Linked DNA regions of Homo sapiens: regions 1, 2 and 4 are each linked to region 3. A link is a contact called in ENCODE Hi-C or POLR2A ChIA-PET data. All regions are on one chromosome and are shown on one strand. Each heading gives the region's core, a stretch centred on a gene start or an enhancer-like site at or near the end of the contact. The rest is flanking DNA. Distances are from core to core; before and after follow the strand shown. Region 1 overlaps LOC107986294 (a long non-coding RNA gene). Region 2 has its middle 14 kb from the start of LINC02469. Region 3 has its middle 16 kb from the start of PRDM8. Region 4 overlaps LOC107986294 (a long non-coding RNA gene).

Region 1 (3,230 bases), core at 76-2,575, 590 kb before region 3:
TTTTACCCATACAATACTCTTTCAAGGTTGACGTAATCATTTTAGGAATGAACTAAGTCAGAGTAACCTTGAAGTGAAGCTTTCCTTAACCTTTAACATTTTGTACCTCCAAAGCAAATGTAAAAAGCAATCTCTGTTGATGGGGTAGAATCAGGTGATCTCATGAATATGTTATTAGTTGGTGTCAGAAATAAAACTGTAAGAAGATGCCATACCGTTGCAATACTCCTTGCCTACCATTGAAAGACACTAGAATAATGAACAGAATACTCAGTGTTTGCAGGATGAATGTGTCTAAATGATTGCCCGTAACACTTGAAAAGGAACATGATCTTCTTGATCCGTCTATCCACAAACTAATAATTTCTCTCTCTCTCTCTTAACTTTTATCAAATAAATACTGTGAAACTGGTCTCTTAATCCACATTATTATTAATACTTTTAAAAATCCAAACAGAATTTTGTGATTCCTGATTTACAGATGAGGAAACTAAGCCCTGGAGATGTGAAGATAATTCCAGCAGTCAGTGGCAGAGTCACGATGTTCATCTACCTCAGCTGAAATAAAAATCTATGCCATTGCTTTTGTGCTATTTCTTCTCTAGATGGTTAACAATTGCTCAATCTGCAATCTGTGTTACACTTTCCACCCTATATTTTTACATTTCACCTCAAATAGACATCCCTGAAATTCCACCTGAAACATACTTTTCCTTTCTTATACTTGGCATGTCATGTCTGCTCTCCAGGTTGGTATCTGATGAAATCTCCCAGTTTTACTTTAATTGGCATTGGCAACATGCGGTCCCTGATAAAAAGCATATTTTCTTTCGAGATTACAATCATCAGTTGGGCTCATTTTTCTTGGCCCCTCCATCGAGCTGAACTTCTTTGGAAAAAGAAACAGCAGCTTGTGGGTTACTAAATGCCAGAGAGCTGAACTTAAAAAAAAAGAGAGAGGAAAAAAAATCACAAAGGAAAACAACTTAAAAATACATTTAGAAAGCCTGCGTGCATGCATGCGTGTGTGTATGTGTGTGTGCATGAGAACATAGACTTGCATTAATCACTCAGTTCACATATGATATATATGCAGAACTAGTGTGTGTATGCAAAACTCTTAAAGGGCATGATTTTTATCCATAGCCTATTTATTCCAAACATAGCTAAATGAGGAGGCCAAATATAGAAAGTGATGCTCCAGGGGCCCTACAGCCTATATAGAATTTAAACTCAAATGATTTGCAAAATCACTACTAAGACAGCTTGCTCATACTGTCAGCGTGCCAGCACCAGAAGCTTGTCGTGTATTTTTGTCTTGGCAGATGCACATTCTGTTATAAAGGTCTGTTCATCTGATGCCTTCCTTGTTTTCAGGTAATGCTCAGCGCCTTCTTGCAGAGGGAAGAGTGAGCCTGTGTCGCTTCTCCATGTCCTGGAGGAGACAGTCTGCACTCAGACTCTGACCATGTGCTGGTGTCCTGGCTTACCTCCATTAAGAGTTCATTTCTGCTCCATAAAACTACAGGTCACGAGTGCTCTCATTCCTTTCTTTTTATATTATTCAATTTTATTTCTGACATTTGCCAGGGCACAGGGAAATAAACCAGTGTTAGTTAATATCAACAATGACTCCGTTTCTTTAAAAATCACCTGAGGTTTGAGGAGGTTGTCTTTTTTTTCTTTTAGATTAAAACATGGTTTCCCAAAACTGATTAGCATAGTTTTTAAGCCACTCTGAAGTGTTTGTTAGGCTTCGCATGCTGGTCTCCATATGCCTCTTTTCAATTACATGTGCCGCCACAAGTATGGCTAAACGAAACGCTTCTTTAAAAACAGAAAGCAAACTGTTAGGCTTTGTGCAGTGTAACTAGTTAGCGTGCGACATCTCAAACTGCCCTGATTTCATCACCAAACTGCTAAATGTTCTGTTTGCAGAAATAGCCATTAAAATGTATCTTAAAATTAGATGCTCTGTCAGAATTAAAGGGGAGACAGGGGAACTGGAAGGGATTAAAATAACAGGAAATGGAGTTTAGACCTTGGTTGTCTTGGAGGCTATCTGTGGAAAACTTTTCATTTTTTGGTGGTAGCAAAAGTAATAATAATAATTCTGTTTATTGAACACTTCTTATGTGTCTGGATGATTGAAAAATCTTCAAGTTATGTCAATTAATTACCAATTATTAATCATTACAGCCACTCTATAAGGTAAGTACTATAATTATACATATTAGGAGACTGCAGCAGTGAGATTTAGTAATTTTCCTGAGGGCATGCAGGAAAGTGGTAGAGCTGAGACAAGACCAGGTACTATAGCTACAGGGTTTACATCTTATTTTGAGGTTAGTAGGAGGAACATGTGCTGGGATTGTATTAGGAAGCTCCTTGTTTATCCACACTTGTGTTGCTGTACACTGGGTTATATTACTAGATTATAAATGCTCTTGTATCACCCACTAAGATGCCTGCCATGTATCCGATTCTCAGAAGATGTTTGTGGAATGAATGAATAGATGAATGAATGATATCTTCCTTTTAGGAAAATGCTATAAGTAAACCAATTTGAGTGCAAAATGAGACATTATTTGGACAAAACAAACTAACGAACAAAAATCAACTTGTGGAAAAATCTACTCAGCTTCTCATTTACTCTTTTACTACAGTGAGAGGCCTTGTACCACATGGTGGGAAAACACACGTAATAATTCGACAGCCAACTGAAGCTCTAGTACTAAATCCAGGCTAGCCACAGACTCACCACTTGATTTTATTTGGTCACTTCAATTTGGGCTTCAGTATCCTTGTTTGCTTAATAAGGGCATTTATTTGGAAAGCAACCTCTCTTAATTCTGATGTCCTACGGTATTTTCAAACAACTGAAATTAGAACTCACTTTTTATAAAAAGTTTTTCCTGAGTGTCCATGGAGTGGATCTAATTTGTGTATTTATGACCATAGAAAGTGCTTCTTTCATCAATGCTAAAAAGGTACATGGTCTCTAAGACAGAAGGAAAGATAGCTTATTTTTTTAAAGTGAGAGAAGTTACTTAGAGAATAGTGAAAATTGAGTTTAGTAATGTTTAGTACATACTAGAAAAGCCTCAAAAACAGGTTTGCAAAAGTTATTAATTCCCACAACACAGTGGAATGCTTTGGAATTATCATCAAATTTATTTATTTTTCTTTTATACAATGGTTGTTTCTGAAAATTTGTATATTTAAATAAT
Region 2 (3,419 bases), core at 920-3,419, 560 kb before region 3:
ACTTATTCTTGTCAATCACTGTGCTAAGTTGCTGATGATGTAACAGTAAGTCAAGACTGTAATGGTTCCTGCCTTCCAAAGGTAACACCTAGTAGGTGATACAGATAATCAAAAAGACTAATATAACATAGTGTGATAAGTTTAACAATTATAATGATGATGGTGACAATGATGATAAGTTAATAGTTAATAGTTATTGAGTACTTTTATGTCCCAGGCCTGGTTCCAAGCACTGCACATGTATTATCCAATTGAATACAACTCAGTAACAGAGGAAGTACAGAGTACTTTCATAGAAGTCAGGAAGAGGACACTTAACTAAGACTTTAGAAGTCAGTGAAAGCTTCCTTAACAAAGTGATTTCTAAATTAAGAGCTGAAAAATGAGTAGGAATTAGGAAGGCGATGCGGGATTCCAGGGGGTGGGAGGGTGGTGACAGAAAAGTATGTGTGTGTGTTGGGCAAGGGTTAAGGAAAGGAAAATATTTCTAACAGAAAACAAAGGCTAATCAATAGATGTATATAAAGGATATTGGGCTTTCTACGTCTAAGTCAGACTATTGGTATCATGGAGCTTAATTCTTTTGGAAACAATCACACAAACTAAAAACTGGACCAGATCCATCACCCTCATTTTACAGATAGGAGCGCCAAATCCCAGTTCGAGGAAATGAGTTCCCCATGCCATGCAGTGTCATTGGCAAGAATCGGGTCCCCAGACCAAGCTCCTTCCGTGATATCATGCTGCTGCTCTGTGGACTGCTAAACGGTTTCTACTTCAACCAGCCAGCAGTAAATGCACACAGACAAATAGCATGTTTTATTATTCCCAAACACCATGTTCCAGCTCACGTTCCTCTCTTGATTTTTATTCTGCAAGAAAAACATAAATTATGGAATATAATAGCACATAACTGCACTTAATCTCTAAACAGACTTGATCTAGAAATTCAATCTTCCTCCCAATCTTCCTCTCAACACATTGGTTTCACCTTGAAAATGTGTCATGACTTTTTATTGTGTAGGCTATAATTCCATCTTAATCATATTTCTAATGGGTACTCTTAGTTGACTCTTATTTTGAGGTAGTTTACATTAGTTGCAAGTGCACGGCTTTTGAAGGCAGACAGACTGGCGTTCCAGTTCTGTATCTGCCATTTACCAGATGTGCCACCTCAAACCAGTCACATAGCATCTCTGCATTAGCACCTAACCTCATGGTGCTCATGTGGGGATTAAGCGAGAACAAGCCTGTAAAGTGAAATGCACAGTGCTTGGCACATGGTACATTTTGAAAACATGTTGACTTGTGAGATACATTTTTTTAACATAAAATCATAAAATTATGGTTAAAAATATCACCTGCTCCAACTCTTCCATCTTACAGATGAGGTGTGTAGACTGGTAAAGTACTTTAAAAAAAAAAACAAAAACTTTTATTTTACATTCAAGGAGTAAATGTACAGTTTGTTACGTGAATATACTGAGTGATGCTGAAGTTTGAGGTACAAATGATCCCATCATTCAGGTACTGAGCATAGTACCAGATAGTTAGTTTCACAACCCTTGCTCCTATCCCTCCCTCCTTTATGTCCATGAGTACCCAATGTTTAGCTCCCACTTTTAATGAGAGCATACAGTATTTGGTTCTCTATTTCTGCTTTAGTTTGCTTAGGATGATGGCCTCTATCTGCATCCATGTTGCTGCAAAGGATGTGATTTTATTCTTTTTTATGGCTGCGAAGTATTCCATGATGTATATGTATCACATTTTGTTTGTTCAATCCAACATTGATGAGCCCCTAGGTTGGTTCCATGTCTTTGTTATTGTGAATAGTGCTGCCAAGAGCATGTGAGTGCATGTGTCTTTTTGATAGAATGATTTGTTTTCTTTTGGTTATATACCCAGTAATGGGATTGCTGGGTCAAAGGTAGTTCTATTTTTTAGTTCTTTGAAAAATTTCTAAACTACTTTCCACAGTGGCTGAACTAATTTACATTCACACCAATAGTGTATAAGTATTCCATTTTCTCCACAGCCTTGCCAGTATCTGTTTTTTGACTTTTTAATAATAGCCATTCTGACTGATATGAGATGGTATCTCTCATTATGGTTTTGATTTGCATGTCTCTGATGACTAATGATGCTGAGCATTTTTTTCATGTATTTGCCTTGTGTGTCGCCTTTTGAGAAGTTAGACTGGTAAAGTGTTACCAAAATGAATTATCCAATTAGTTCCCACCACCAGGCTATGAATTTTGTAAAAGCATGAATTTCCTCGATTCTGACATCTACCACTATGAAAAACCCTTAATAAGTATAAATACATGTTGGTTGAATTATCTAATTATTTAGTGGTTGAGCAAAGGCTACAACTCAAGCTTCCTGACATCTAGTTCTGGCTTTTTTTTTTTCCAGGAAAAATTAAGGTAAAATAAGAATCCTTGATTCTTCAATTTGAAAAGTTTGTTCTGGGGAAAATCTGGTCCTGTGAATTTCAAGTTATTCTATGATGCTCTAATATGTAGCTTTTCATTCTGCCTGGACACAGTTGATACAAATTCACATGAATATTAAATAGTTGGGAAGGGAGTAGGGACTTTCCTTTAGCAATTAGGAAGTGAGACAATGCTTTAGTGTGAATATCCTGCTGGGTGGTTGATATATGGTATGACTCAGGCACTGTGCTTATGCATTTTAAATTGCTTTCTTTACAACTCTAGTCTAGAGGAAATATCATGTCTGAGCCAAACTGGGACAGGGCATTCCAACCCAGTAAAGTGAAACTGAGAAATCTCAAACAGGCACCATACTCCTTGAACTTGGCTACTCTAATTACGTAGAAATGAATTTCACGATGAGCTCCTCTAACATACTGTACTTATGAAAAACCAAAAGCATATAAACAGAGCGTGAACAAATGTTATTTCCAAACCCACTTAAGTTGCTTAAGCTGTGGAGCTCCTGGCCCTAATTTTAGTAGCAGCATTAACAGCTGGTGGAAATAATGCCATGGTTTGTAGATGTGAAATACCATAGAAACCTGATCAGTTTCTCTTGATGAGGTAACATCAGACTCACAATAAATAAGTGCAAGTTTTGTGGTTTTTTTGATTCATCTACTTAAGAAAAAGCAGCTATTATTTTATGCCAAAAATGTGAGCAGTGGTTCCTACTCTTCCCTTTGCTATTCCCTCTTAAGTCAGTGATAAAATATACATGGAACAAATTATCTCAGTCTGCCAATTATGGTTGGAAGTATAACATTATCCTTTAACTTAACATTTATGAAGCAATTTGCTATAGAAATAGGGGTGATGTGATGGTTTTCAGATGGTAAACTGTGTTAACTGCTTGAAAATGCAAACAATTTAGGAGCTGACAGGTTCAATTCTCAAGTAGAGGAGGTGCATTGTGAT
Region 3 (3,259 bases), core at 20-2,519:
CAGATAAGGATGCTAAAAAGAGGGGACCTCTGGCAATGACTTCCCCATGTTATTGACTCCATAAGAAAAGGCTCAAAAAGAAGATAATTTCCCCCAATCCTTCCATCCTCAGAAAATTTTATTATAAACCATAGATAATAAGAGCTCACAAGGAAAGAAAAAGTAATACTATCCATAGGACACTGTAGAGTTAGATCACACAGGGAGAGACCTTTCTAAATCACCAAGGTAGCTGTTAAAAATGCAGTTTCCCATAGGCACCCTCAGAGATTTGATGAATCTTATGTGGGACCTAGAATCTTGCATTTTCAGCAACCAGCACCAGATGATTTTAGAGTAGGTGGCTCTTGATCCTCACTTTTGAAACACCGAAGAGAGGTTAGAACTAGCCCTATGATGACTTAAATTAAAATGTAGGAGTACATCAGTCTAGAAAATAGCTATGTTCCAGAAATATGGACAGTAAATTGAATTATGTTGTTGTAAATACAGACTTTTAAAAAAACTTCATTTATGTTCTATCTTTGTTTCAGATTGATTTTCACATTTTACTCCTCCTTGCCCACTCAAGTTAGGGTCATTAGTAAGAACAAGAAAAATGTAATTGCATGAGCAAGTACCTATTCAAGAAAATGTTTAAGCTAAATCTTTATGGAAAATATAGTGTGCATCTACCATCACCCTCTGAGGAATTTGCTTTTTATTTTTTGGATTTTTTTTTTTTTTTGGGATGGAGGTTCACTCTTGTTGCCCAGGCTGGAGTGCAATGGTGCAAACTCAGCTTACTGCAACCTCCACCTCCCGGGTTCAAGCGATTCTCCTGCCTCAGCCTCCCAAGTAGCTGGAATTACAGGCGCCCGCCAAAACGCTGGGCTAATTTTTTGTATTTTTAGTAGAGACGGGGTTTCACCGTGTTGGCCAGGCTGGTCTTGAACTCCTGACCTCAGCTTATCCACCTGCCTTAGCCTCCCAAAGTGCTGGGAATTTTTTGGATTTTTACACATTCATTTTCTAAAATTGTTTCACAACTTATTTGTATGTGTGTGTTCACGAACCTCACCAATTCAGGCTCTGACATCAAGCTCCCAAGAGCTGTCTGAAGCTATGTTTTTCAAATGAATAATAACAGCAGAATTGAAAACTCTTGAGCTAACATTTTGCTCTCAACTCCAGCCTGCTAGTCAACTACTGCTGCTTCTCTGCCAGCTGATGACTGCACGGAGGCTGCCACTTTCTGATGGTGAGTGACTCTAGGCCTCAAGTGATTCAGACGCCACTGACTCTTGCTGCAGAAACTTTTGGTACTAGGGAAACAGACTCTTCCATTCACTTCACGTCACTTAACTTTCTACTGCAGTGTCCATTCACCTAGGACTCAGGCCTGAGTCTGAGGAGGTGGGGCCAAAGGAGCACCAGGTATAATGCAGTATTCACAATCACCCATCAGTTCTGATGTTGCTTATTATTTCCAAACACAATAAGGGCTCTTGGAATGCAACCCTTATATAAACATAGCTGTGATGATCCTGCCTTCTAGATGTGTCAGCACATGCCTGAAAGAAAGAGTAGGTGCCCTCTAATTCTGGGGCCACGGCTACACAGTTGCTAAATAAAGTCTAAAGTCCACACAGTTGCTTATAAGCACAAAGAATCCTGCTAAGAAATTAGATTAGAAGTCAGATTAAACATTTATTCTCATTCTGCCTCCACCATTCTCCAGCTGTGTAACCTTGAATGAACTAACTTCTCTAAACTCCAGTCTTCTCATCTGTAAATGAGAGAGTTAGATGAGATCAGAGATTCTCAGACTTCAGAATTTGTAATAATTACTAGGGAGAGTGGTAAATAGGCTTGGCTCTAATTTCTGGAGATTCAGAATGAGGGCAGCAGTGGCTAGGATACTGATTTTTTTTTTTTTTTAATAGGGACTCACTCTGTCACCTGGGCTAGAGGGCAATGGTGTGATCATAGCTCACTGCAGCCTCCAACTCCTGGGCTCAGGCAGTCCTCTGTCTCAGCCTCCCGAGTAGCTGGGACTACAAGTGCATGTCACTGTGCCTGGATAATTTTATTTTAAATTTGTATAGATGGGGTCTTGCTTTGTTACCTAGGCTGGTCTTGAACTCCTGGTTTCAAGCAATCTTCCGGCCTTGGCCTCCAGAAGTTCTGGGAATTACAGGAAAGAGCCACACTGCACCTGGCCTGTGATTTGCATTTTAATAAACCCTCTGGATGATTCTCTAACCACGTCTGGGAAATATTTGTCTAAATCAATGATTATTCATTGTGGTCCTATTAGAAACATTTAGAAAGTATTAAAAATATACTAGTGACTGGTCCCTCTCCAAATTAATTCATCATAATATCTGGGTATTTTGTCAGGGCATTGCTAGTGCCTCAAAAAAATCTTTGTGCATCAAGGGTCAAGAATCAGTGGATTAAATAATCTATAAGAACTTTTCTCAGCTTTTGAATTACAACTTCCAACCTAGCATTCTTGGTTCTATATCACAATACGTCGGTTATAAATGTGGAGTATGCTGTGTATGCAGACTTGCTAGTTATTATGAGCTGAATTATGCCCCTCCCCTCACCCAAGTTCATATGTTGAGGTCTTAACGCCCAACACCTTGGAATGTGACTGTATTTGGATTTAGGGCCTTTAAAATTAAGTTATTGGTTGGGTCCTAATCCAATAGGGCTGATGTCCTTATATGAAGGGTAGATTAGGACACAGATAACACAGACAGAGGGGCGACTATGTGAGGATACAGTAAGAAGGTGACCATTTGCAAGCCAAGGAGAGAGACCACGGAAGAAACCAAACCTGTCAACACTTTGTTCTTGGCCTTCTAGCCTCCGGAATTGTGAGGAAATGAATTTCTGTTGTTTAAGTCACCCAATATGTGGTATTTTGTTATGGCAGCCCTGAGAAACTAATACACTAGTCAAATAGTTCACTGAAACCTATCTTACTTTGAAGAAAATAATGTTCGTCTAATTAGTTCAGAAACAACATATCTCTAAGTATCGACATAAATACACTAAATTAAAGGCTTAACTATACAAAAATAAGTGATTTTGTAGTTTTTTCCCCCAAAGTCATGATTGAAAACAGGTTATGGAAATAAGTAATGCCTTTTAAAATATCATGATCTAACCTTGAGGATGATGTTTTAAATAAAAGGATTAAGAAAGAGCAGGACTAGAAATAATTTCAGTGCTTTTCACTACCAATAATGAATAGCAAACCCAATTT
Region 4 (3,316 bases), core at 609-3,108, 610 kb before region 3:
CTGAAAGTGAGCATTATACCATTGATGAGGTTGCTATTAAACCTATGTAAAACATCTGTGCTATCAATAATTTCAGGTATTGTTATAAAAATCAGATGAAAGAACTGGATATCATAAGAAAATTTACAACAACTAAACATATAGAAGAGATTTTTAAAAAGGCCTAAAAAAAGGATGCTGCAATGGTTAACTAGGAGCACAATAACGTTGCATAATGAAACCAACAAATTCTCAGAGTCTTATAATCATAAGGCTTTGTTTAGTTAATGTGGCTATGGGTTAGCTGGAATTGGCTGATTTGGACTGGGTTCAACTGGGGCAACTCAGTTCTGCTTCATGAGTCACTCATTTTCCCCTTGGGACCAGCAGGCTATCCCAGACATGTTATCTCACAGTGATAGTAGAGATGCAAGAGGACGGGTAGAAACATGAAAGTGCTTTTAAAGCCTTAGGTTATGACATGCCAGCTAACATTCAATGATTAAAGCAAGTCACATAGCCAAATCTAAGTTAAAGGGTGAAGAAAGAGTTTATATTTTTTGTGGGAGTAACTTCAAACTCACATGGCTAGTTAATTTTATATGTCAACTTGACTGGGCCATGTGGTGCCCAGACATTTGGTAAAACGTTATTCGGGGTATATCTGTGAGCTTGTTTCTAGATGAGATTAATATTTAAATCAAAGCCTGAATAATACACATGGCAAAGGGCTTTCATACAGGGAATGGTGAAGACTCAGGGCCGCTAATATAATCTACCTACATAGTTACCTAAATCAGTGCCATTTAATAAAAAAAAGAGACAAAAAATATGTTCAAAATACAGCCCCCCGCCACACACAGAATCAAATACCATGCAACAAATGCCACAGTTATTATCAGTAATACCAACAATAGTATTGCTAAATTTGATGTCTGTGAGATAGGATAGGTGGCTTTAAACCTTCTTACTGAAAATCTAAGTGAATATTGAGAGGGAAACCATATGTTCTTCAATAGTAGTGGAATTAAGGCAAACTCTAGGCAGATGGAGGTGAGGGCAATGGACATTTCTGCTTGATCATTTGGTTTTTATCAGTATTTACTGTACTGCTGGATACTAGGGGCCCCATGGCAGCTGGGTGTTGATTAGACCTCCTTCAAAACCTTGGGTATGAAGACATGTCTGAATTACGCAGGGGTGCTAGATTCTAGTGCTTTAGCCTGAGACTTTCTACTGAGGCAATCCTTCCAAGGGTCTCATGCCTCAAGGCCTAAAGCACCAGGTTTAGGTGCTTTTTGTGGTAAAGGGAGGAAGTACAGAATACCTTATTTCTCTGTAACTGCCCTCACCCATGCGTCTCATGCTGCTTGTATTAAGCTTTAGATTTATTTTGTCTAACAGTTCTTTTACCTTTATGCTATCTATATTATTTATTTTGTTTGTTTTTATTTTTTCTTTATTTGATTTTTATAATTTTATCCTTCTATTATTCTCTTTGAGCAAATTATAACTGTGTACTTTCTTATATTTTAAGTTTCTTTTTTAACTTTACTTTTAAAAATAGCAGCCCGAAAGCTAACATCCCCTAAGGGTAATAGTTGTGTGGATGGTTGGTGCCCTAGCCCTTCTCTCCACTAACAGTTCATGGTACCTCGCCGTAGCCTTTCTTTAAGAGACACATCTTGGTGTGAAACACACACACACACTGCAGCTACAACTGAGCTGCAAAGCAGTCTGGAGTGCAAGGGAGTTTTCTGCTTTATTCTGTAACCTGACTTGACAAACCCAGCAGAAGATTTACAAGAGTTCTCTGTCTCCTTCTAAAGGAAGGTGGGAACAGCAGGTAGTGGAAATTGGGATGCATTGCCGGGGCGACAGGAGGACAGCTTGTACTTCTTTTCTGCCAGGGCTGTCTGTGTTCTCTGCCGAAGCAGACACAATCAGTTTCTAGCGTAGGCTGTCTGGCACCAACTGTATTTACCATGGTTTATTCTTGGGATTCCTCTAAAAGGGCATGTGACATTTTTTTTTTTTTTTTTTCAAAACCTAAGAAGGACCTGCTAAAATGTGGGGATTGATAATGGAACCTACTTGGGGCCCAATTCTGGGAGCTCATTTGAACCAAAAGGGACTAGATACAGGCCTTTTTACATCTGAGTCTTCCATAACATAAATTGTCAATGTTATTCCAGTTAATTAAACACATTAAAGGGAAAAAATCAATTAATATTGTAGTAGGTATGGTAAGAATAGACCAACATTCCGAAAACAAATCCTAGCTCTATGCTTCTTAATACCTAGAGTTTGTTAGCAAGAGTCACAGCTTTCTCTATGACTCAGTTTCCTTTTCTGTATAATGATGATAATAATATTATGTACCTCATCAGATTCTTGTGAGGAAAAAATAAGTTACAAGCATATGCACTGCATAAACATTTGTTAAATAAGAATTTATGCAGACATATGTAAATACATCAGCTGCCTGACTATTGCTTCCTGGCCAATAATTACAAGAGAGGAGTGGGACTTCCATTCATTTGGAAGTTGAGAGAGCAGGCTCAGGGAGGAGGAATCACCCATTACCCATACCTTCTCTTGGTGTAGATGCTGAGTGAGTCCTGCTTAGGGTATAAAGAATATCAACACCTCAGCCTGATTGAAGGTGAAGTGAATCTTGCTACCAGAGACTTGGTATCTGGATGAAGGGTGATCCCAGGGCACCGAATTCTTCCTATCATAGTGCACACTCCCATGTTGACCAGTGTCTGTAACAGAAGATCTCCTGCTTTGGAGGCTGCTCCCTTTCTGAACCTGGAGTGCTGCCTGGCTCTCAGCAGATGAATCTTGTTTACTACATCTGCAGCCAGTAGTTTCCTGTTATGCAAAAATCAGTGGCTCCTAAACATAGTTCCCAGACCCACCAGACTCTTGGTTTCACCTGTCACAAGAATGAGAATATTCCCCATTAAAAGTATTTTCCTCTATGGTTCCCTAAGTAAGTCACAGTGCCATCCACTGAGGTAAGCAGGCCCCCAAACCAAAAGCCATTCTGAACACCTGTCTGCTCATCCCAAAATATGTCGCCAATCACAAAACAAGTCAATGGCCCCTCCTAAGCAACTCTAGAGTCCATCTACTCCCCTGCCCTGCACTGCCACCACAATTGTCACTCCTGAATTTCTACACCGGCCTCTGACCTCACCTCCTGCATTGAGTCTTGGCTTCTTCCAACCCGTTCTCTGGACTGAAGCCAAGATTACATTTTTTTCGTAGAAAATCTGTTTATGTTACTCCCTTAATTTAAACTTTTCAGTGGGTTTTCCAATACTTTTTA

Evidence for each region. Hi-C counts contacts between places; a loop is a spot of excess contacts on that map. ChIA-PET counts read pairs that join two places held with the same protein, here RNA polymerase II (POLR2A). Pooled maps may share reads with other maps.
Region 1: a map with no recorded cell type shows a loop between it and region 3 (2.1-fold over the local background). The contact joins two enhancer-like sites. A Hi-C loop is called at or near these places in 1 of 37 single-sample maps with no recorded cell type. POLR2A ChIA-PET finds 5 or more read pairs at or near these places in 1 of 52 experiments (T-cell).
Region 2: a pooled map shows a loop between it and region 3 (2.6-fold over the local background). The contact joins two enhancer-like sites. A Hi-C loop is called at or near these places in 1 of 168 maps with a recorded cell type or tissue (endothelial cell of umbilical vein) and 2 of 50 pooled maps. POLR2A ChIA-PET finds 5 or more read pairs at or near these places in 1 of 52 experiments (RWPE1).
Region 4: a map of Right ventricle myocardium inferior shows a loop between it and region 3 (2.4-fold over the local background). The contact joins two enhancer-like sites. A Hi-C loop is called at or near these places in 2 of 168 maps with a recorded cell type or tissue (Right ventricle myocardium inferior and cardiac septum), 2 of 37 single-sample maps with no recorded cell type and 5 of 50 pooled maps.

Annotation. Positions count from the first base shown.
Region 1 is chr4:79,621,851-79,625,080 of GRCh38, forward strand. It overlaps LOC107986294 (a long non-coding RNA gene), which reads left to right. Exons shown (of 7, transcript XR_007058155.1): 7 at 1,378-1,626. Among named protein-coding and RNA genes, the nearest start is that of LINC02469, 40 kb to the right of the region's middle. Within about 2 kb of position 1,326, at least 2 of the 41 ENCODE cell types and tissues checked have a DNase peak (open chromatin) inside an H3K27ac peak, as active enhancers do.
Region 2 is chr4:79,648,267-79,651,685 of GRCh38, forward strand. No RefSeq gene overlaps it. Among named protein-coding and RNA genes, the nearest start is that of LINC02469, 14 kb to the right of the region's middle. Within about 2 kb of position 2,170, at least 2 of the 41 ENCODE cell types and tissues checked have a DNase peak (open chromatin) inside an H3K27ac peak, as active enhancers do.
Region 3 is chr4:80,212,087-80,215,345 of GRCh38, forward strand. No RefSeq gene overlaps it. Among named protein-coding and RNA genes, the nearest start is that of PRDM8, 16 kb to the left of the region's middle. Within about 2 kb of position 1,270, at least 2 of the 41 ENCODE cell types and tissues checked have a DNase peak (open chromatin) inside an H3K27ac peak, as active enhancers do.
Region 4 is chr4:79,597,118-79,600,433 of GRCh38, forward strand. The region is part of intron 4 of LOC107986294 (a long non-coding RNA gene); the gene reads left to right. Among named protein-coding and RNA genes, the nearest start is that of LINC02469, 65 kb to the right of the region's middle. Within about 2 kb of position 1,859, at least 4 of the 41 ENCODE cell types and tissues checked have a DNase peak (open chromatin) inside an H3K27ac peak, as active enhancers do.